2 separate regions of the Homo sapiens genome follow, and region 2 is linked to region 1. The links are chromatin loops, found by intact Hi-C in ENCODE. Cell type or tissue: Panc1. All regions are shown on one strand. Links, peaks and the distances in the headings refer to the core of each region. The heading gives the core; the rest is flanking DNA. Region 1 overlaps PAQR5 (progestin and adipoQ receptor family member 5). Region 2 holds the start of LOC124903515 (a long non-coding RNA gene).

Region 1 (11,263 bases), core at 978-8,977:
TTTGCAGCTACGTGCACTGGAGTCAGGGACAGGACCCTCCCCAGTCAGGAGGGCAATGAGCAGAGCAGCAGGGCTGTTGCCCACTCACCGATGTAGTCAAAGCGTCCAGGGGCTAGGCGTTCTGGCAGATGTGCAGAGTACAAGAAAGAGGCCAGGAGGGTCATGATCATGTGCTTCTGGTGGTACGAGGTGGCTTCATTTTGTGCACTCTCCCCTGGGAACAGGAATAGCTGCAGGTGTTTAAAGAAACATCAGGTCTTGAGAGGACAGGCCTGAGGCAGGCCCTCTTCCTTCTCAGCACCTGCATCTGGGACTTTGGGGGCTCTGACACCCACACATGTTAGCACACATACACAAACTCCAGAGGCCAAGGCCCTCACCTCCTCAGGTCTGTGACCTGGTAGAGGAAACTCAGGCACCATGTGAGCAGAGCTCCTATCCTGAGTGTGGTCGATTGAGACTCGAGACTATTGTATTTCAATCCCCCAAATACTCATGAGAGTCTTTTGGTTTATTTACTTAACTGAATCGGAGAGAAAAAGGAAAGAAGAAAGGAATGGGAAAGGAAAAGAAAGACAAAAAATCCTATTAGATAATTGGTATTCTTTCTGGGGTAAAATGTAAGTACAGTTGACTCTTAACATGCAGGCTAGGGGCATTGACCCCCTGCAGTCAAAAGTCCATGTACAACTTTTGACTCCCCCAAACTTAATTACTAATAGCCTCCTGTTGACTGGAAGCCTTACCTGTAACAAACTGCCAAGTAACACATATTTTGTGTAGGTATTATATATTGTATTCTTACAATAAAGTAAGCTAGAGAAAAGCAAGTGATATTGAGAAAATCCTGAGGAGGAGGAAGAAGAAAAGGGGTCGGTCTTGCTGTCTCATGAGTGGCAGAGGTGGAAGAAAATCCATGTAAAGTTCCAACCCATGTTTAAGGGTCAACTGTTTAGTGGATTCACACTGGAACTCACTTTTTATCAGCACATCCACTGAACTGGTGCTCCTAATTAAGGCTTTAAGGCCTAGAAATCCCTGGAAGGCCTTCTGAGTCATCCAAAAGTATCAATGATGGCCACTATACTGTTTCAGAGCTAAGTATAGTTTTTGTATTATTGTTATAAAGTCATAGTAGCCACCACTTACCGAGGGCAGCAGGCCAGGCCTCTTACATGCATCATTTCACCTGAGCCACAATTATCATAAGGCAGACTCTATCTTCCCCATTTTGCAGGTGAGGAAGGTGGGCCAGAGAGTGACTTGCACATCACTTAGTGAGAAGTGAAGTCAGGATCTGAATCCAGGCAGGCTGATTCCAGCATCAACATCACCACTTAGAACTGGACCTCCCCTTCCCTCTGCCCTCCTCTGACTCAGCCACATGCCAGAAGCACACGATGCTTGTCACAACACAGGACTTGCACTGCCTGATTTGGAGGTACATGGGACAGAATTGCTCTGTCTGCTCTTGGTTTCCTGTGTGTGGTCTGCGCCCTTGAGGAAGGAGTGAGGGGAACGGGCTGCAGCCCCATCTTTGGCGCTCTCCCAGACCCACAGAGGCAGAGCACAGAGAACGTGCTCAATGCCCCAGCTGCTGGGTGGAGCTCAGCCCCTCCCCTTGTCCCTCAGCCCTGCCATCTGGGCTTTATTCTTCAAGCCCACAGGACGCTGCCTCTAGGAGGGAGCTTCACTCACCGGGTACTGGACAGGCACCGCAGAGCCTATCAGATCCATTGTTTTCCCCTACAAAGGAGGCCTAGTACCCTTATGTACAGATGAGGAAACTAATCTGAGGCTTAGAGAGTTGTGTGTCCTGCCTGAGGTCACATAGCCAGTGAGCAGTGGGGCCAGAATTTGAACTCAAGCCCGTATGGTTTGAAAGTGCGTGGACTTTCCCCTTCTAGTCCTACTTGTTGTCCCTCCTACACTCTCTTCCTTTATGCTCTCCATCTCTTTCCCATCGCTCCTTTAAGACCCTCATTCATGCCTTTTCCTTCAATACTAACAGTATACTACTTGATGATGGAACAATGCATTCCCGAACTCTTGCTACCAGTCAGCACTTGACATGTTCCCCGTGTAATCCTCCCCACAGCCCATGAGGTGTTATCAGGCCCAGCTTACAGATGAAGGAAATCGAGGCATAGAGAACTGGCCCAGGGACTGACAGCAAGTATTGGAGACCTGCCTGCAGAGCTCGCTCTCCTGCTCACTCCACTCAGCCCCAGGCTGCCTGTTCTATGACGTTCCCGAGCCCCCAGTCATATTGTCAGTCAGGGCCTCTGTGCTTATGTCATCTCCTAACCACTCCTCAAGTGCCACCAAGGCAGCACCTGGGTGTGGGGGAAAGAAAGATATATCAGACTGTTACTGTGTCTATGTAGAAAAAGGAAGACATAAGAAACTCCATTTTGATCTGTACTAAGAAAAATCTTCTTATTTATTTTCTCAGTCTCTCGTCCCACCTGACGAGAAATACCCACAGGTGTGGAGGGGCTGGCCCCCTTCACCTGGGTCTCGACTCCTGTTTTGTTCTGCGGTTCCCATTGCAGTGCTGTGACCCCCCAGAAGCTCAGGAAAACAACTGACTTCCTGGTGTTGCCAACAGGCAGAGAGGAGATGCAGCCAGTCCTTACCCTGTAGAAGATGGGGAGGGAGTCCCAGGTGTACGGATAAGCAAAGGCGAGGACACGAATCACCTTACAGAGTCTGGGCTTCTGGATTTCAAGAAACCTAAATCAGGGAAGGAAAGTGGGGAGGAAATGGAATGAAAAGAGTCTCAGCAAATTGCATACGCACATGCATGCACACCGAGGGCCTGGTCATCAACAGAGGACAAGCATTTTTCTACAAGCTCCTGTGGCCAGCAGCTTCTCCACCAGCCTCGTCCATTCCTCCCACCCCAATGGAAGTGACAAAACTTCAGATGCAAAAAGATCTCCAGGGACACCATCTCCTGACCATGGGAAGCAGTGGTGTCCAGACTAAGCCAGAAAGGAGGCGCTGGGCAGAAACCCTTCAAGGGCCAAGTTATGTAACTGCCAAAGAACCTTTTAAAACTCTAGTTGCTACAGGGACAGGGAACGGGTAGGGGGAATCGGGGGATCCACTGCCACAGACTCTTGGGGGGCACACTCTGCAGAGGCTGAGATGCACCCATCTAGTTGGAGCCCAGGTATTATCATGCAGGAGACCTGGGTTCAAGTAGGTGTTTGACCCTTGGAGAGCTTTCTGGAATATTTATACCACACACAGGGATACTTGGCTTGGGAAAACTAAATAAACGTGAAGTCTTTCCTTCTCTTCTTCATTGCCACCCTCACCCAACCTCCAATCCAAAGACAGCTGACAGCAACATTAAAACAAGTGATGCTGATTGTTGAGAAGAGAGGCAGGTCCCCCCAGACAGAACATGACAGGGCCTCAGCTGACTTGGGCCCAGCCTGGGGCAGCAGCTCAGGGTATGGGGAACTGGGTAGCACAGACAGCAGGCTGCACACTGGGAGGACATGGGGAGGGGCAGGGAGGGTCTCTGCACAAAATCACAGCCCTGAACTGAGGCCTGGGTAAGGAAGTGCTCATGGGCCCTGGCTGGGCCACCAAGGCCAGGTAGTAGGGACAGGTAAAGTCCCCACATCAATGCTGAGGTGTACTGTGGAGGGCTGTGTCCTCCCTTGGGGCCCACAGGGCTGCAGGGTAAGGAACCCAGCACAGTGGATGCACAGCCACACGCTGAGGCTCTTGGGATGGCTGTTCTGATGCAGTCTGTAAAGGCAATGCATGCATCTGGGCCCTTTCAGCCTTTGCTGACAGTTCTGCCCCCTATCACACTGGAGGGATGGGGTCTGTGTCCTGCTGTGGCTCCTATCTCTGCTCCCAAGAACCTCGGTCCCAGTCCACAAGCCTGTTCCTTCTCCTTCAAATGCCATCTGCTGTTTCCTCTGAGCCCAGACCGATTTCACCTGGCCAGGCTGTTCATATCTCGTATGAGCCAGTAAAGCCACCTGACCATAAACCCAGCTGCTGCCTGTATCTCTCAGCATGGAGTATGCAGGGACTTCCACATTGGGCAGTTAGGGAACCCTCCTCAGGCAGGTGCCAGATCTGGTCAGGCCTGGATCCTGGGGACCCAGCACAGAAGCAGGTCTGAGGATGCGGACATTCTCCAGGCTATTGTGCTCCACTCAGTCCTCAGGGCAACCGAGCACAAATGGCCCACCCGGAGATTCCTGTTTCAGGAGAAAGGGACACCACTGTGTGCCCGGAGAAGCCCCACAGCCTCCCAAGACAAACCCCAACTTCACTCCAGCCCACTTTCGTGTTTCTTCTTTCCTGACCCTGCCTGTAAGTCATACATGGTACATGGCATGTACCAGGTGAGAAGCTCAAGGAGAAGGAACTAGGATGCATCATCCCCCCCGAAAAAGAACCAAACTCCCGGAGAGGTGAGGCAGCGCAGCACTGTGATTTTATGTGGAGAGCTTGATTGGGACACACTGGGTTCAAATCCTGACCCTGCCCTTCACAACCACGTGACCTCGGCAGGTCACTAACCTTTGTGTACCTCCTGATCCTCATGTGTAACACAGGGACAATGACTGTGCCTTGTCACAGCCTCGTTGTATGGATTTGATGAAACGATGCTCCCGAGGTGTTTAGAACTGTGCATGGCACAGTCGCACAGACTAAACAGCAGCTTTTAAAAACACATGCATCGTGGAGCTCCATTCTCTCCCCATCCCCACCTTGTATCTATGTTGGTCCAGATAATAGGAACAGGAGGGAACAAATAGGTTCTGGGTGATTTGCCTGAAGTCAGATGAGCCAATAAGAAGCAGAGCTAGGATTTAAACCCTGGGCTTTCTGGCCCCCAAGTGTCACCCCCTCTGTCTCAGGCAGTAGGCTGCGCAGACTCAGACCCCGCCCGGCCTTCACCCTTCCCTGCCCGCTCTGCCCCTGGAGCAGAGGGCACACACTCCTGCTATCCCGAGAGCCAGGTATCTGCCTCACCGGCCTTCTTAGTCCTCCGGCAGACCCTGCCCTGCCGCGGCAGGCCGCCCCCTCCTGCCCTGTGCCCTGCCACCGCCTGCCGTCTCCAGGTTGAGAGGCTCGCTCTTAAAGGGCCCCTGTGGCCACTTACACGCGAAGAAATCTGGCTGTGGCTGGCGAAGGCCATCCCCCAAAGCATGGATTTTCTGTGACTTGAGACAACATTTCGCTCGGCCTGATAAAGTGTTTCCCCAGGGGCAAACGGACCAGCCTCTCCAGCTGCAAAGCCGGGTCTAGAGGGAAAAGAGAAGGAGAAAAAGCAGAAGAGAAGAGAGACAGCAACAGAGAGAAAAAGGCAGAAGGGCCAGTAGCTCGGGAGAGGGGCCGTCCGCTACCAAGTTGCAGTTCCGCATTAGGCCACGCGATGTCGCCACAGCCAGAGCAGAACCACAGCCGCAGCATCCTCAGAGGCGCCCCACGTGCGGCCCCACAGCCCAGCCTGCTCGGGCTTAGGGCAGTCCCGCACCAGAGGGCTAAGGGGCTGCTATAGAGGAAGTGAGGTCTCTGCTCAGAACGAGGTTGGCAGGACACACTGGGTTACGGGAGAAGCCTTCGTTAAGAAAGGGTCGATTCAACACAATCTGACAAAAAAGCTGGAAGGATTGGCAACTGGAATTCCGGAACTAGGGCTTGAAACTAGCGGGCCTTTGGAAAAATCATTCTATTGCAGAGGCGCACGCACGAGTGCACGTGTGTGTGTACATGGGGGCGGTAGTTATGGTTGTTTTATTGTGTAGGAGTTGTCTTATTTTGGAGAACTGCAGGGATGTAGACATTTCCCCATGCCCCTAACTGGCTATAGCAGCACTTTATCCTCTGGCCAAGCCTCTGTCTGAGAACCATGTCTGCTGAGCCTTCTACCTCCAGCGCTGACCTCAAACCCCTTCCAGGTCAGCTCCACCCCTCTGAACTGCCTCAGCAACTGCCTCTAAGCTGTCCTTAGAGCAGAGCTCATGGGTGAAAATTAATCTCTCGCCCTCACTGCTCTGACCAGGAGGTTTTTCACTCAGCAGCTCTTTGAAAAAAAAAAAACAAAAAACAAAAAAAAAACAATCAATGGTTGGATGCACTGGAAGGAGATGGACAGTGATTTGTCCATACAGTACTTGCTGTGTAACTGACATTCCTGAAGGGAGTGGCAGCCGTTTCCTGTGCAGGCATGAGCAGGCCAGGGCCTCGGCCACCCCCACCTTGCTCCAAGAACCACGAAGAGGGCACGCATTCTCTCATTTCCCCTCTCAAATGCTACAGAATGAGAAGGCAGTTTTCTGGAACATTTTCATTTGAACCAAAGTCCATGACAATAAGAACCAAAAACCACTCAGGGGACGACAAAGCTCTCTATGTTGAGATTGGCCTTAATGGTCTGCCTTGTAATGGAACGAATGCCATTTCAACCCTGATTTTCGGGCAAGCATCAGATAACTGTCAAGCAAATACTGAGGTTCCTGGTCTCCCCCAGGAGGTCTTCCCCTCCCTGGAGGGGAAGGTGGTTCTCTCCCGCTCCTGCCCAACTGCAGCCGGATGGAGCAGGAGGGAGAGGCAGGGGTGGAGCCTGGGGGAGGAAGACAGCTGGGAAAGGAAGCTTGGAGAAGACACTAAGGCATCGACATTGCACGATGCCCAAACCAGAGAGGACCCAGAGGGTATTGTCTCAGATGCCCTCATTGAAGACGTAGACCCTGAGGCCCAGAGTGGACAGTGACTGCCCTGAGGCCATACAGCAAGTCTGGGGGAGCAGGGTTGAAATTCAGGCCTCCAGATACCCACACCCTCCTCTCTACCCACTTCTTCTGAAATTACTCAGGGCCAGCATCACTTCTGCACACGAGTCAGCTTTCTCACTCTCCAGACACCAAAGGCAGAGACAGGGAATGAAGAGAGGGGAGGACAGGCCTTGTAAGAGCAGCAAAACCATGGGTCAGGGAACGTGGAGCGAGGACGAGGTACAAAGGGCACTGGAAGGGCCACATGCCCACTCTACCTTTGGGTGCAAGAGTGTGGCATGTGCCCCCTTCCTCCTTTTTGATTCCAACATAGCCCCTCACCTCCCTCTCCCCTCAGCTCCCACTTCAGTTGCTGCTAATATGCCTGGAAACCCCTCAGGGCATGGAAGCTGAGTGCGTAGGATTTTTTTTTTTCCCTAAGAGATTCTCATCCTTCATGAGCAAAGGGCCAGTCCTCATAGGACCCACAGGCCCCCAGCCCACCATCCAAGCCCCTCTGTAGCTGCTCTCCTCCATCTACTCTTGCAGACTCTGGCAGCTCTAACACACCTTGCTGCTTCCCCACCCTGGCCCACCCTCTCTGTAGTCCTCATCCTTGTCCTGGCTGGTTGCTATGTCCTCCTCTTCAGCTAAAGTGTTCTACCTCCTTCAATATCCAGTCCTAAAGCCACTTCTCAGAACCCTGTGTATACCGGCAGGTGTCATTCTGCCTTATCATTATTTGTTTACATTACACTCCCTCCTGCTACACTCTAACGGAAATCATGGCCTCATGGACCTCTGGGGGCATCTGCAGTCTGTCTCTCCTATGGCACTGGGTGCTCTCTGAAGGCAAGGGCATCCTTCTGGCACCCTCAGCTCCTAACGTGGTACCTGGAGTATGGCAGGCATTTAAGGAATGTTAGATGGGTGGGCGGGTGTGTAGATGGGTGGATAGATGGAATAGGCACAGATGTACTCCATAAATAAATAACCCATTTCATTGGCAAAGGGAGAAGCCCCCAAACTCAGGCACCCAGGAGATGTCTGGCAAAGCTGCCCTGACAGATAAGTTCCTCCAAAGACACCAGGCATGCCACATCCAAAAGACCCCATCCGTTATATCTGAACCATCAGGGAAGACTCCTGGCTAGAAGAAAGTAATCTAGGCTGGGCAGGGTGGCTCACACCTGTAATACCAGCACTTTGGGAGGCTGAGGAGAGTGGATCATCTGAGGTCAGGAGCTCGAGACCAGCCTGGCCAACATGGCGAAACCTTGTCTCTACTTAAAACAAAAAAAAATAAAATAAAACCAGCAAGTGTTCTAAGAATTTGAATTATGAGCTCATGGGGAAGCCATCTTGGATCATTCACTCTGGAGACAATTTCTTTTTTTTCTTGGCTCCACTGCCCGGGCTGGAGTACAGTGGCATGCTCTCAGCTCACTGCAACCTCTGCCTCCTGGGTTCAAGCGATTCTCCTGCCTCAGCCTCTTGAGTAGCTGGGATTACAGGTACCTGCCACCACACCCAGCTAACTTTCGTATTTTTAGTGGAGACAGGTTTTCACCACATTGGCCAGGCTGGTCTTGAACTCCTGACCTCAGGTGATCCACCCACCTGGCGCTCCCAAAATGCTGGGATTACAGGTGTGAGCCACTGCACCCAGCCTCACTCTGGAGACTTTCTTCCACACTCACGAAGCCTTCTCTTCCTCCTCTGCCCCCTCAACCTGTGGTACTCTCCCTGTCTAATCCTAAATTTCAAACGCCAGAGCCACACAGCCCTAGGAGAGCGAACCAGATGGGGCAGTGACTGGTCCAAGGACCAGGTCCAAGAGTGTCCAGGTTCCTGGACCATGGCCAGTCCACAAGCCCATGCACCCAGGTCTCCGGGGCTTGCTTCATCTCTGCTGGACTTGTTTCCGCAGGGTTATTACTGTTCTATATCTGTTATACCTCCCTTCATCCACGGCAGGGACTCCTAGAAACAGACTTTCACTCCCATGGAAGGCAGCTCCACACTTCCAACCCACCTTAGCGCAGGTGAATGGAAGGCGAATTGGAACAAGTATTCCCAATGCTGTTTCAGAATCTATCCTTCCATTTAAAAATAAAAAACAGAAACAAAAAAACTGGTTTGTCCTGTTTGTGAAACTTGCCTGCTCTCCCTTGTGAAACTTGCTGGCCCCACACATCCCAAGTGTCACCCAAAGGAATTTGGAGACAAAATCATTCTGGAGAAGTTACCAGATGGGGCATATCTCACCTGCCTGTTTTTTCCTGGGGAGAGGGGGGCAAGTGGAGGCAGGGAGACTCCACTGGCTCGCTGGAGTTGCCATTGCGGGAGGACAGAGAACTCAGATGTACCTGCCAGCTTACCTTTCCTGACCAGCACGAAAGGCCCCCAGCCCAAAAGTACCAGCCTTGGCCCTATTCAGCCAGGGCTGTCACCCCAACACAACCATTTGGGAGATTTCCTGAGTATTTTAGGGAAAAGGAACTTTCAGGCAGTTCACTTCTACAAAGAGCTGAATAAATTGGTGTAGTTATCCCCATAACAACATTCTCTGCACTCACACCCCCATGAGTTTTCTTGAAAGAAAAAAAAAAAAAACAGTGGGAATTAGAGCGCGTAAGCTGGGCCTGACTCACTGATGAGGGATGCATAGGGCATTTGAATAACACCATCATCCATCACATATGCCCAGAGGCAGACACACCCAGTCACCATTAGTGACCACACATTTATGGGACATCTCCTCTGTGCCAGGCTTGTGCTAAGTGTCCTGGGTACATTACCTGTAATCCTTCCATTTGTCTTAGGGGTATTTGTAATGGCCTCATTTTATAGATGAGCAAACTGAAGTTCAGGGTGGATAAGCCACTTGTCCAGCAAATGGAACCAGCTGCATAATTTGTAAAGCCTTGTACCGAATCAAAGAGCAGGGACCTCCCTGTTCAAAAATTATTACAAATTATTAAGAATGCAGCAGACGAGCCCAGGAAGGCGAGGCTACAGTGAGCTGAGATCGCACCACTGCATTCCAGCCTGGGCCACAGAGAGAGACCCTGTCTCAAAAAAATAAATAAATAAATAAATAAATAAATAAATAAATAAATAAAAAACAGGTCAGGCACCATGGCTCACGCCTGTAATCCCAATACTTTGGAGGGCCAAGGTGGGTGGATTACCTGCAGTCAGGAGTTCCAGACCAGCCTGACCAACATGGTGAAACCCTGTCTCTACTAAAAATACAAAAATTAGCTGGGCGTGATGGCGGGTGCCTGTAATCCCAGCTACATGGGACGCTGAGGCAGGAGAATCGCTTGAACTCAGGAGGCGGAGGTTGCAGTGAGCCAAGATTGTGCCATCACACTTCAGCCTGGGTGACAGAGTGAGACTTTGTCTCAAAACAAAAACAAAAACAAAAAAAGGCAGCAGAGTATTAAACCAAGTATGAGACTCTCTGAGCATGGAGGCCTGGAGCTTGCGTGCCCAGGAAGCTGGTTTTGCCAGCATAGGAAGTCCACCTGGAACGGAGTCCTAGGTTCCCAAGCACCTTTTCCATTGAGCCCACCTCTTCCCCGGCTCCCTCAAAGAGTGCAGGGAGCTGCATGCAAGACCCTCCCTCCCCTCCCATCTGAGGTCAGAGCGACCAGTACCTGGAGTAGCAGGAGAGGCCTGTGCTGAGGATGGTGTTCAGTACAGCCAGGGCCACGTAGTAGTCATGGAAAGTGGTGCACATGAGCGCATCCGGGAACGTGTATGCAGAGTAGGCAATGGCTGAGCCTGGGGAAGAAAAGCCAGCCTTGGGAGAGGAGCCAGGCCTTGGCACCACATGGGCCCCTTGCAAAGACTGTCCCCAGCATCTGGCTTGGCCCTTATCATTCCCACAGTCCTGGCTCTGCGCCCTCGCTGGTGCCATTCCCCCTTCTAGGATGTCCTGCTTTCTCTTCTCTGCCCACCCAAATCCCATCCTGAGAATTTACTGTGAGCCCAGCTTTGCTCCAAGGGCTTTACATGTATGACCTCACATAATACTTCAACCATCCTCCTTCATAACTCTGCACTTATCCTCATTGTACAGATAGGAAGCAGAGGGATAGAGAGGTTTAATCACTCGCCCAGGGTCCTGCAGCTAGAGAGTTAACAAAGATGGGTTTCAAACCCAGACAGGTTAGTGACAGTCCCTGCTTTAGCCACATGCTGTGGTCCATGACGACAGACCCAGCGAGCTGAGCTCTACTCAGAGTGTGCACATCTCACCTGCCCAGGGACATGGGTGCTCCTGGTAGAAAGATCAGTGCTGGAGGGAGGGCCCTTGCTGAGACGAGGATGTCATAGCAGCAGCTGGGAGACAGACCAGCTGAGAGGTTGGGTGTTGCGTTGTGTTTTAGGTTTTGAAGTTTGTGAAAGAAGGGTTGCTTAAGGACCTTCTAGCGACCTTTTTGCTGAAGCATTTATTTGGAAGAGCAGGGGAGATCACTGTCCTTTTCAAAGGG
Region 2 (11,263 bases), core at 1,979-9,978, 320 kb after region 1:
CACACACTTTCACAATCTGATTTTGTTACTGTCTGTTTAAAACCCTTCCATTGTTCTCATTTCTCTTAAGATAAAAAGCACATATCTAAAAATGGCTTATTAGTAGGGTGATCATATAATTTATTGTCCAACAGGGCACTTAAGATCAAAAAGATGCACTACAGATGTAAACTGGGACTAAGGCCATCTACTTATGAGGCAGGCCATGATCTGGCCCTTGTTTCCATCTCCAGCCTCATCTGTCACCTTCCAGCCCACAGGCTCTAACTGCAGTCTTACTGAGCTATAAGCAGCCACCCTCTTCCCTCCAGACCTCTCAGCACAAGCTGTCCCCTCTTCACAGTACTTTCCTTCTTCCAAGTCTCCCTACACCCTACACCCTACTCTTTGGCTTATTCTGTATATCCTTCGTGTCTGATTTACCTTACTTATTTAATCAGTTCTAAAATGCATGTTCTGGCCAGGCGCAGTAGCTCATGCCTGTAATTGCAGCATTTTGGTAGGTCAGAGTGGGAGGACTGCATGAGCCCAAGAGTTCGAGACTAGCCTGGGCAACATAGTGAGACATCGTCTTTACAAAAAGTTTAAAAAAAATTATGGTTGAGTGCAGTGGCTTATGTCTGTAATCCTAGCACTTTGGGAGGCTGAGGCAGGTGGATCGCTTGAGCTCAGGAGTTTGAGGCCAGCCCGGGCAACATGGCGAAACCCTGTCTCTACCAAAAAAAAAAAAAAAAAAATTAGCTGGGCGTGGTGGCATGTACCTGTAGTCCCAGCTACTAGGGAGGTTGAGATAAGAGGATTGCCTGAGCCTGGCAGGCAAAGGTTGCAGTGAGCTGAGATCGAGCCACTGCACTCCAGCCTGGGCAGCAACAGAATGAGACCTTGTCTCAACAACAACAAAAAAAAAAGTTAAAAAAAAAAATCCGGGCATGGTGGCTCATGCCTATAGTCCCATCTACTCAGGAGGTGGGAGGATCACTTGAGCCCACGAGGTTGAGGCCGCAGTGAGCTGAGATTGCACCACTACACTCCAGCCTGTGTGAGTGACAAAGACAGACCCTGTCTCTCAAAATAAATAAATAAAATAAAATGCACATTCCTCACCTCCCTACCACCCCGTTACATTTTCACATCTCTGAAATTAGAACAGATCTTGATAAAATCCACAACACGTCACGGTTCAATTGGCAGCATTTTTCTTAGTGGTGCATAAATTAATGATGCATCTTTTTTTTTTTTTTTTTTGAGACAGAGTCTCGCTCTGTTGCCCAGGCTGGAGTGCAGTGGCGCGATCTCAGCTCACTGCAACCTCTGCCTCCTGGGTTCACGCCATTCTCCTGCCTCAGCCTCCAGAGTAACCAGGACTACAGGTGCCCGCCACCACGCCCGGCTAATTTTTTGTATTTTTAGTACAGACGGGGTTTCACTGTGTTAGCCAGGATGGTCTCGATCTCCTGACCTCGTGATCCACCCGCCTTGGCCTCCCAAAGTTTTGGGATTACAGGCGTGAGCCACTGCGCCTGGCCAATGATGCATCTTACAACAGAAGGCATCTTGGGTTTGATGACCGGTGTTATCACACTGTACTGTAACTGCCTAGTTCCATAGCTAGCTTTCCACTTGCTGGGAAAGCTAGTCGTTGAGGGCAGGACTGTGTGTTATTTTTCATTGGGCTCCCACTGGCACTTACTGGAAAAATGGTAGTTCCACGATAAACATTTTCTGAATGTGCATGAATAAATGGATGCAGTTTCATCAACTTTTCTGAAAATACTTTGTATCTTTTTCTGCCTAGGCCCTACTTAACTGGTGACATAAAACTTACAATGAAGCAGAAAATTTCAGAAGAAAAATTTGTTTAAGGACAGGGGGTTTACTCTCAGACATTTCTGCACATTTTTCCCCGTCAACATTTCTGGTTTGCTCTGGGTCTTCAGATCTCCTGAAGACTCTCAATGACTGAATGAAGGCAATCAAGTTCCATATAGAAGAAATCTTTGTGTTTTTAAAAGCAGGACTTTAGATCTATAAAAGTGAAATAAAATTATTGTATACATTTGTATTTTCTTTCAAAGTTTCAATCTCACTCTTTTTTTTTTTTTTTTTGAGACAGAGTCTCACTCTGTCCCCCAGGCTGGAGTGCAGTGGCGCAATCTCGGCTCACTGCAAGCTCCGCCTCCCTGGTTCACGCCATTCTCCTGCCTCAGCCTCCCGAATAGCTGGGACTACAGGCGCCCGCCACCGCGCCCGGCTAATTTTTTGTATTTTTTAGTAGAGACAGGGTTTCACCGTGTTAGCCAGGATGGTCTCGATCTCCTGACCTCATGATCCACCCGCCTCGGCCTCCCAAAGTGCTGGGATTACAGGCTTGAGCCACTGCGCCCGGCCCTCAATCTCACTCTTAACTTGGTTCACAAAGCGGAAGTGACAAATACAAAACAGAAATTCATTTATTTATTCAACAAATATCTGCAGAATCCCCACCACTTGCTTGCATTCTTTTCCATACTGAGAACATCCCAGTGAATGAGACAAGGTCCTTTCCCTCTTGGAGCTTACAATCGAATGATGGTTGAGATACAATGATGTACATACAAATTAAAAACATAATATTTCAGAAGCTGTGACTGCAATGATGATATGTGAATATACCATTTTATTACACTTGTGGGTCCCCAGGCTTATCTGATCATAACAACTGCCAGGGAGCTTGTTCAAAATACAGATTCTTGGGCCCCTGCCAGCTCCACTGAATTAAGATCTACAGCAGAGAGGCTGGGGCAAAACTATTCTAGGGAGTGCTCCAGTAATTCTTGTGATCACCTAGGCTGTGTCAGAACTTTTGAACTTTGGCTGCAAGCTAGAATCACATGGAGAGCTGTGAAGATATGTGACACTGGATCCCTTTCCCATCACTTCTGATTTCACCCATCTGGGATGAGTCCTGCATCTGTATTTCAAAGCTCACCAGATGATGCTAGTGGGCAGCCAGGGTTGAGAATGGAGGGCTACACTGCCTCAGGGATGGTTGGAGGTCAGAATTAACAACTTGCTGCCCACTCCTGCTCAGGAATCAGGAATCAGGATCTTGTATGCAGCTGCTTGCCTGTGTCCAAGATTAAATGTCTTTAGCCTACACCCAGGGACAGATGGGCAGCTAACCCAGGTACTGTGTCTTCTGCGTCTGGCTTTATACCTTTGCCTTGGATGTAGCTCCTCCTTGGATGTGTTTCCTGTACAGAGCCAAGTCTGAGAGGTGACCCCTGCTGTAACATTTCAGCTGGGCCTGGCCTCAATACCCAGCTGTGATAACCTGATGCAACACTTCCACTCACCTAGCACAAGCCATTCTCTCTTAGCAGTTTCTTTGGAATGTCCTCAGTGTATAATTTCCATTAGTAACTTCATTTTGAAATCCCATCAAGCCTACCAGCTGCTATGCCAGGAACCCAAAATGCAAACACTCCAACAGTTCCCCTTTTAAGAAAAGAAGAAAATGTTTTCCTTTTTCAGCTCAAAAATTTCCAAAATCATTATGTCACTACACCTGGCCTCTGAGGGGAGAAGGAGAGGAAAACAAGAAGATGAAAACCCCAGAAAACCCTGGCGTGAGAAGCATTGTCATTCTCTTTTCCTACAACCAGCCCCTGAAGTCCCTACCACTCTAATACATTGTATCCTAACTGGGCACAATAGTAGTTTTTTTTTCCCCCCCAGAGGTAGTAGAGTGCTATGGAAAAAACTCAAGTTCAGGCCTTAGTTGGAGATGTGTGACTTCTGTAAGCCTCAGTTTCCCCATTTGTCAGTTTTGTTGTGAGGATTGGAGGAAGCATAACTAAAGCAGTAAGCATGACACCTGCACATAGTAGGTAGCTATGATTGTTATTGCATCCTCTCTGACTTTCGGTATTTTTCTCCTAGAGAAATGATTATGCTGGGATTTTTTTATGTCATTGCTCAATGAGCTGGAAAAGGCAGCCCTGCTGATTAGAATGCTGGTTTGCAGGAAACAGAGTGGTAGTGTTGACATTTGCAAAAAGCTTTCTTGCTAAACTTTAAACACTTGGCAGATCTAATCCTGCTGGCATTGCCTGTTAGTGATATTTCTATGGCTATAACGGACATGCCGATCAGACACCCAGGGAAAGGGCAGGATAATTGGTTTCCCTCAAGTTTCCAGCAAAGTTACGTGGACGCAAAGTCTATTTTAGCATGGAGGGAACTAATGTGTATTGAGTATTACCTGTCTAGCACATTTGGAGGTGCTCAATAAATGCTGAGAAGCTGAAACTGCATAGGCCAGAATGGACTATGCATTTTTATTCTGTGCTATGTGTTTTGCTATGGATAAATGGTTAATTTCAAATATTGATGTATTTTTTTGAGCAAAGGGTGTGTCAGTCCACATGCTAGGTTCTGGGACCATACCTGTAAGCAAAACAGAAAAGGTGTCTCTGCCTTCTGAGCCCTCAGCACAGAGAGGGTGACAGGGAAGAAACGGGAATATTCTCCTACTCTGTGTGCTAAGTCCTGTGATGGAGAAAGCACTGAAGGCATCTAACACAGCCTGGACTGAAAGCTAGGGAAGTGGAAATATATGCTGGCTCTGGAGGGCAATGGGAAACTCAGGGAAGGACTGAGCCTCGGAGGAACTGGAAACAGGTTAGCCGGCCGGTGCAGGAAGAGGAGAGAGGCAAGGTGAGGAGATCCCAACTGGTTTTGCAAACCTTACTGGATCTTCTGTTGGGCAGGCCAGTGTGCTGCAAGGCAAGGGCTTGTCGTTGCTATTAAAATAATTTCACAGAGGAAAATCGGCTTTTTGGTAAAGTTCCATTTAAAGTTGTTTTTTTTTTAATTACATTGATGGAGATAGTGGGTCTTATAATTTTAGGGCCTCCAAAGGTCTTAATCAGGCTCTGATGGTGAGCTCATTAGGGCAATGGGGAGTTATTGAAGCATTAGCAAGAGGGTGGCGAAAACGCCCTCCTTTCTCTTTGTCTCACCACGTTCCTGAGGACCTCTGTTCAGTAAGCGCAAACGGGCAGGCGTGGCTGCGGAGGTGGAGTCCATCCATTTCCTGGTTTTCTGCTCAGCCTGCGGGAAGGGCAGGGAAAGAGTTGGGGACTTGGTTGCTCCCTGGGCTTGGCACACCAGTTCAGCCTTGGCTTCGGGTCCAGGGTCCCCCACCCAAGCTCCCGTCTCTGGGGAAGCCCAGGCAGGGCGAGGACTAGCGCGGTGATCGGGAGGCTGGATCCTGGAGAGACAGGAGCCTGCTTTCCTGCCCCGAGCGGCCACGACCTCGTAGGGTTGCAAACCGAATCAATCCTCTCCGTGCCACCACCTCCAGTATCTTGTTTGTTCTCTGGACTCGATTCCTCCCTTTATGCAAAATCTGCTGGGACCTCCCGCGCCTGGAGACTCCCGGGGCGGCGTGCTGTCCCCACTGGGCGCGCAGCGCAGAGCGCCCCGGGCAGCGAGAGCGCTCCCTGCACCCAGCCCTGCTCCGGGCTCCCCACCGCGGCCCTTTTCTTAGGTTGTAGACACTCCCGCCCCTGCACGTTCCGAAAGCTGCACATCCAGCGGGAAAAGGCGAGAATGGGGTCGGGCAGTTCCCAACGTCCCCCTCCACAGCCCATCTCCGAGCACCCTAGGGGCAATGCCAAGCAAGCGAAAGACCACAGCGAGGCGGTTCCTCGCTGTTACTTTAAAACAAAGTGTGTGTTTTCTATGTTGGGATGTTAAGGAAAAACAAACAGGTAAAATAAGATGCTTGTAGTCACGACTCAGTGGGTAAAATGCTGTTTCTATTTATCTCCTCTTCCTTCCATCTCTGCTATCTGCCTGCCTCTCTCTCTTTTTATGATTTTCTTTGTTTTATCACACAGGGAATATGCAAATGCATTTTCATTGTAAGAAGTTGAAACAATGCAGGAGATTACAAAGTAAAATGTGAACACCATATTGCAACTCGCCACCCCCATTCCACTTTCCTCCACCCTGGTAAAACCACTGCCTGCCATTTGGTATGCGACATTCACTCCTATTCCACGCATTTACAAGTATGTGAAAGTACACATTCGGATATACACAAATATAACATTATTGCATATATGCACATATGTACATGCACACATAACTTTTTTGCAGTTTTATGTCATGGAGACCATACAGTAAGTGTTCTTCAGATTGTCATTTTCATGTACTAATATGTCTTAAGGAGCTGTCAATGACAGAACATACAGGTCTTTTACGCCATAGCTCTCTTTCTAATAGCTGCAAATTCCAAACTGTGGATTTCTCATGGATTATTTAACCTCCCATTATTTACATTTCTGGTGTTTCTTTTTTTAAATTTTTTATTTTCTTTCTCTTTTTTGTCATTACAAACAGGAAGCAATGATTATTGTATTAGTTATTTACTGCTGCCTAACACAATACTCCAAAAAGTAGTGGCTTAAAAGTATAATAAATATTTATAATCACTCACATTTTTTGCCAGTCAGGAATTCACAGCTTCTTGGGTGGGTGGTTTCTGGCTCAGTGTTTTGCATGGGCTTGCAGTCAAGATGTTGACTGAGGCGTCAGTCAAATGAGGCTTGACTAGGCCTGCAGGATCTATTTGCTCTCAGAGCTGGCAAGTGGATGTGGGCTGTTGGTGGCAGCCCTTAGTTTCTCACCCATGTGGGTCTCTCCACAAGGCTAATTGAGTGTCCTCACAACATGGTGGCTGTTTCCATCATAGCCAGTCATTCGAGAGAGCAAAGTAGAAGCATAGGGCCTTTTATGACCTAGCCTCCGAAGTCACACATTGTCACTTTGGCCACATTCTATTCATTAGGAGTAAGTCATTAAGTGTAGCCCTTTTGTGAAGGGAAGGGTATCAAAGAATTTGTGAACATATTTTAAAACCACTAGTATTACCCTTATACATAATCTTTGTGTAGTTGTGTGACTATTTCCTTAGAATACATTTCTAGAACTGGAATTGCTGGGTCTAGCAATATATGCACTTTTAACTTTGATAATTCCTCCTGTTTGTATTAGAAACTGTTCACTGTCCCCCTACTATCCATTTTCTCTTTTCTTCCTTTTAGCAATGAATCTCCTGAGTTTCAGGTGGGTATGAGTTGAGAATATATTTTCCACCCCCCTTGCTACTACATGGGGACGTGTAACTAAGTTATGACTGATGAGAAGCATTGTGTGCAATTTCTGAATCAGGTCCTTAAAATACGCTGTTTGTTGTACTTCTGCTTTCCCCAGGGAGAAATCTATTCAGAGAACAGATGTGGTAGTGGGAGTCAGCTTCCAGCAGGTGATGCAGGTAACACCCCTGGGGATGGTGGTACAATGTACAGAAAGAACCTGTGTCCTTGTATAACCTTGTGGAGCCGAGCCAGCCTTCTTTCCAGGACTTTCTACTAGCTTAGACTTTTGTATGAGAAAAAAATAAAATAAAGCTTTTATCTTGTTTCAGCCACTGTTACTTACTGATGATTTGCCTCCTCGAAAGCCTCCCCAACAATGTATGAGTATCCATTTCCTCCATCCTTGCCCACACTAGATATTATCAATCTTCAAAAAGCTATCAATCTGATGCCCCCCTAACTTATGACTTCATAATCTCCTTCACGTGCTATTGCTAGGGGCAGGGTGAAGGATATTGATATAAAATTCAAGAAAAAAACCTACCACAATCATATTAATAGAAAACACAAAGATATAATCTTGCTTTTGAGAAAGAAACTGCAATTTCAAAAGGACTCATACATCCCCCCATAGACTCTGCATGGATGCTGTGCCTTCCCTCAAAGGCATTACAGACTAACTGGGAAAAGGTATCTGGACATAGAAAACTAGCAGTACAGAGTGGAACAGTCTGGCTGGCTAATTCCTGGTACTGACCCAGGGAGATTGAGAAGGGAGCTGTGATGGAGGACATTTAGCCTCCCAAAGTCAGTGGTTCATGAATTTCGTATGCTATTCGGGTGAGAAGCAGGGAGAACGGAGTGGACTATCTGGGAGAAAGTTGTGGCAAATGCTAAGGGTACAGGCTCTGGAGTTAGACTGTCTACATTCATGTCCCATCCCTGCCACTTCACTCTGTTGGCACATACTTACTGAGTGCCTTCTGCAAGCAAGATACTATTGGTGAGGCTGGGCATTCCACGAGAAACTCTGCTGTAACTGGATCTTCCTTTCAGAGTGCTGAGACAGATGACGACAGGCTGGGCTTCAGTTCCCTCACCTGGAGAGTGATGAGAACACCAGCGCAAAATTCCAGGGCCATTGGGAAGATGGAATGAAATAGTACATGTAATGGCTCGCATCCATAGTGCCTGGAACATAACAAATGCTCGTAAAGGTAGGTGTTATCATTAAGAAAAGCCATGAAGGAGAAAGTCCCTAGAGCCCCCAAGGTTCCTTTCTGTGCCTTCACTGGTGACTCCCATAAACTTTGTTTTAATGCCCCCGATATAGTGTGGATATTTCTCCCCTCCAAATCTCATGTTGAAGTGTGATCCCAGTGTTGGAGGCGGGGGCTGGTGAGAAGTGTTAGGTCACGGGAGTGGGTCCCTCATAAATGGCTTGGTGCCCTCCCTGTGGTAATGAGTGAGTTTTTGCTCTATTAGTTAGAGTGAGATCTGATTGTATAAAAGAGCCTGGCACCTCTTCCTCCCTCTCTTGCTCCCTCTCCTGCCATGTGACCTGCCTACTCCCCCTTTGCCTTCTGCCATGAGTAAAAGCTTCCTGAGGCCTCACCAGAAGCCGAGCAGATGCCAGTGTCATGCTATCCAGCCTGCAGAACCATGAGCCAAATAAACCTCTTTTCTTTATAAACTACCCAGTCTCAGGTATTCCTTTATAGCAATGCAAAATGGACTAATACAACCCCCCCATAGAAAAACTCCTGCTTTCATAAAAGATATCAGTTCTTTCTCACTGAGGTGAAAATGATTGATGTAGTTTGATGCACTACTTCTGTTGCATTTACACTTTAGTGGAGAACATACTGTGTTTGGTTAAATCACAGGGACGAAAGTCTAATTATGAAATTTCAGGCATCAGCAAAGCTAAACCACAGGCATTTGGGCCAATTGAGGGTGCTTCACTGATGCTGCTGAAATAAACATTTTTAGGGAGCTGGCCCAGTCTTCTCTTCCCTTCCCTTCCCTTCCCTCTCTTCCAGTCCCTTCTTATCTCTCCTCTTCTGTCTCTGCTCCCCTGCCTCCCTTTTCTTTCTCTCCCTCCTCTTCCTCCTCTCCTCTGTCTCCTCTCTGTCTTTCCCTTGCTTAAATGGCTATCTAAGTCCCTGATGATTCAATGTGATTACGTTTCCATAGGCAGGTGTGTGTCTTGTTTAGTCACATTAAAAATAAATCACTTGGCCACACGCAGTCGATGCATCAATCTGTTACTTTCCTCTGCTTTCCAGGAACAGATTGCTCAAAAATCAGACGACTGTTGGGTGAAATGCGAGTGGGGAAAGGAGTGAGATGAAGGGAACAGAGCCCTTCCAAACTCGCCCTTCAGCCTTCCTACCCAATCAGAAAGGAAATCAGTCATGCCCACAATCCTGCCAATAACACAGTGTAGCGGCTGCATTCTTTGGACCAATGACAGTGAGCTGTAGAAGAAATCTCATTTGGAGAAGAGATGGGGGCTTGTGTTTACTGAACATCTACTACGAATCAGGCCCTGTGCTTTTTTTTGCATCTGTTCTCTTCTAAAGGGGAATCAGGATCCTGGCTGAGGGACCCTGGACTATTTCACCTTTCAGGATCTCAGTTTCTTTAGACCAAAAACACTAACTCTTATTTTTTTGTTGCACTTTTTTAAAAAAAATTAAACTTTAAGTTCTGGGGTACATGTGCAGAATGTGCAGGTTTGTTACATAGGTATACAAGTGCCATGGTGGTTTGCTGCACCCATCAACCCATCATCTACACTAGATATTTCAACTGATGCTATCCCTCCCCTAGCCCCCCAACCCCAAGACAGGCCCCAGTGTGTGATGTTCCCTTCCCTGTGTCCATGTGTTCTCATTGTTCAGCTCCCACTTATGAGTGAGAACATGTGGTGTTTGGTTTTCTGTTCTTGTGTTAATTTGCTGAGAAAGATGGTTTCCAGCTTCATCCATGTCCCTGCAAAGGACATGAACTCATCCTTTTTAATGGCTGCATAGTATTCCATGGTGCATATCTGCCACATTTTCTTTATCCAGTCTATCATTGATAGGCATAATTCCTATTCTTTAAAAAATTTTTTTTTGTAGAGATGGGGTCTTGGTATGTTTCCCAGGCTGGTCTCAAACTCCTGGGCTCAAGTGATCCTCCCACCTTGGCCTCCCAAAGTTCTGGGATTATAGGTATGAGCCACCACACTAATTCATATTCTAATAATTCTTTCTGGCATCAGGGACAAGTCTTGGGGTTATTCAGACCTAGCTCCACCCTTTTGGGTAAATTACTTATTATCTCTGAGCCTCAGTTTCTTCATCTCTAAAATGGGGATGGGAATCAAGATCAAATGAAAAAATGTATTTAAGACATCTTTTTAAAATGGACAGCTAATAGTGATGGTGTTTAATCTTTCCTTCATAATATGCACATTTTCACCCTCTTAGAGATTTTTTTATATTTTTTACAGGTTGGAATGGTGGTTTTCCAGGTGGTATGAGTATGTGTGAGTGTGAGTGTGTGTGTGTGTGTGTGTGTGTGTGTGTGTGTGTGTGTGTGTGTGTGTGTTCTTTTTATTCTTGATGAAAATAGTCTGAGGAAGAGACAGCTGAGGTTTTTTATAGTAATCTCGTCACTAATGACAACCAGACCCTGGCCTCCATAAATGCTACTGGGCATTCAGTCAAGGGGTAGCTAGTATCCCAAGATGTTCCCTAGCAAATCAGACCTCCCCTAGTGAATCACATCACCCTTGTGTGATCCCCTCCCACACTGAATCTGAGCTGGCCTGTGACTTGCTTTAACCAATAAAGTGTGTTGGAAGTGACACTAAGCTGTTTGTGGTCTAAGTTTTAAAAATCCTCAAATCTTATACTTTTGTGCTTTGGGGATCCTCAAGTCACTATGTAAGAAGTGTGGTCTCTCTGTGCTGGAGAGATCACATAGAACAAGTGGAGAAGGAGAGACCTTGAGAATATATGGATAGAGGAAGACAGGGAGGAAGGGAGGTCCAACTGTCCCAGCTTCACAACTGAGCCAGGCCTCCATCCACCCCCTCAAGGCACCAGCGAAGTGAGTGACTT

What was found. Peaks named below come from ENCODE experiments on the same cell type or tissue, not always from the same donor. Only the 100,000 strongest peaks of a DNase experiment are listed, where the experiment ranks them.
Region 2: it touches region 1 in a loop (4-fold over the local background); 8 of 110 quality-filtered maps call a loop at or near these places.

The regions. Positions count from the first base shown.
Region 1 is chr15:69,388,941-69,400,203 of GRCh38, reverse strand. PAQR5 (progestin and adipoQ receptor family member 5) reads right to left here. Exons shown (of 9, transcript NM_017705.4): 6 at 10,424-10,550; 7 at 2,640-2,736; 8 at 89-230. KIF23-AS1 (KIF23 and PAQR5 antisense RNA 1) reads left to right here. Exons shown (of 2, transcript NR_132971.1): 2 at 2,456-3,300. Among named protein-coding and RNA genes, the nearest start is that of KIF23, 20 kb to the left of the region's middle. RefSeq lists an enhancer at 11,185-11,263. In Panc1, for the core only: a CTCF peak has its summit at 5,409; a DNase peak (open chromatin) is centred at 5,393; H3K4me3 peaks cover 265 bases.
Region 2 is chr15:69,068,415-69,079,677 of GRCh38, reverse strand. LOC124903515 (a long non-coding RNA gene) reads left to right here and starts at 5,459. Exons shown (of 2, transcript XR_007064692.1): 1 at 5,459-8,365; 2 at 9,437-11,009. In Panc1, for the core only: a CTCF peak has its summit at 5,493; a DNase peak (open chromatin) is centred at 5,107; H3K4me3 peaks cover 1,387 bases; H3K27ac peaks cover 1,229 bases; H3K27me3 peaks cover 451 bases.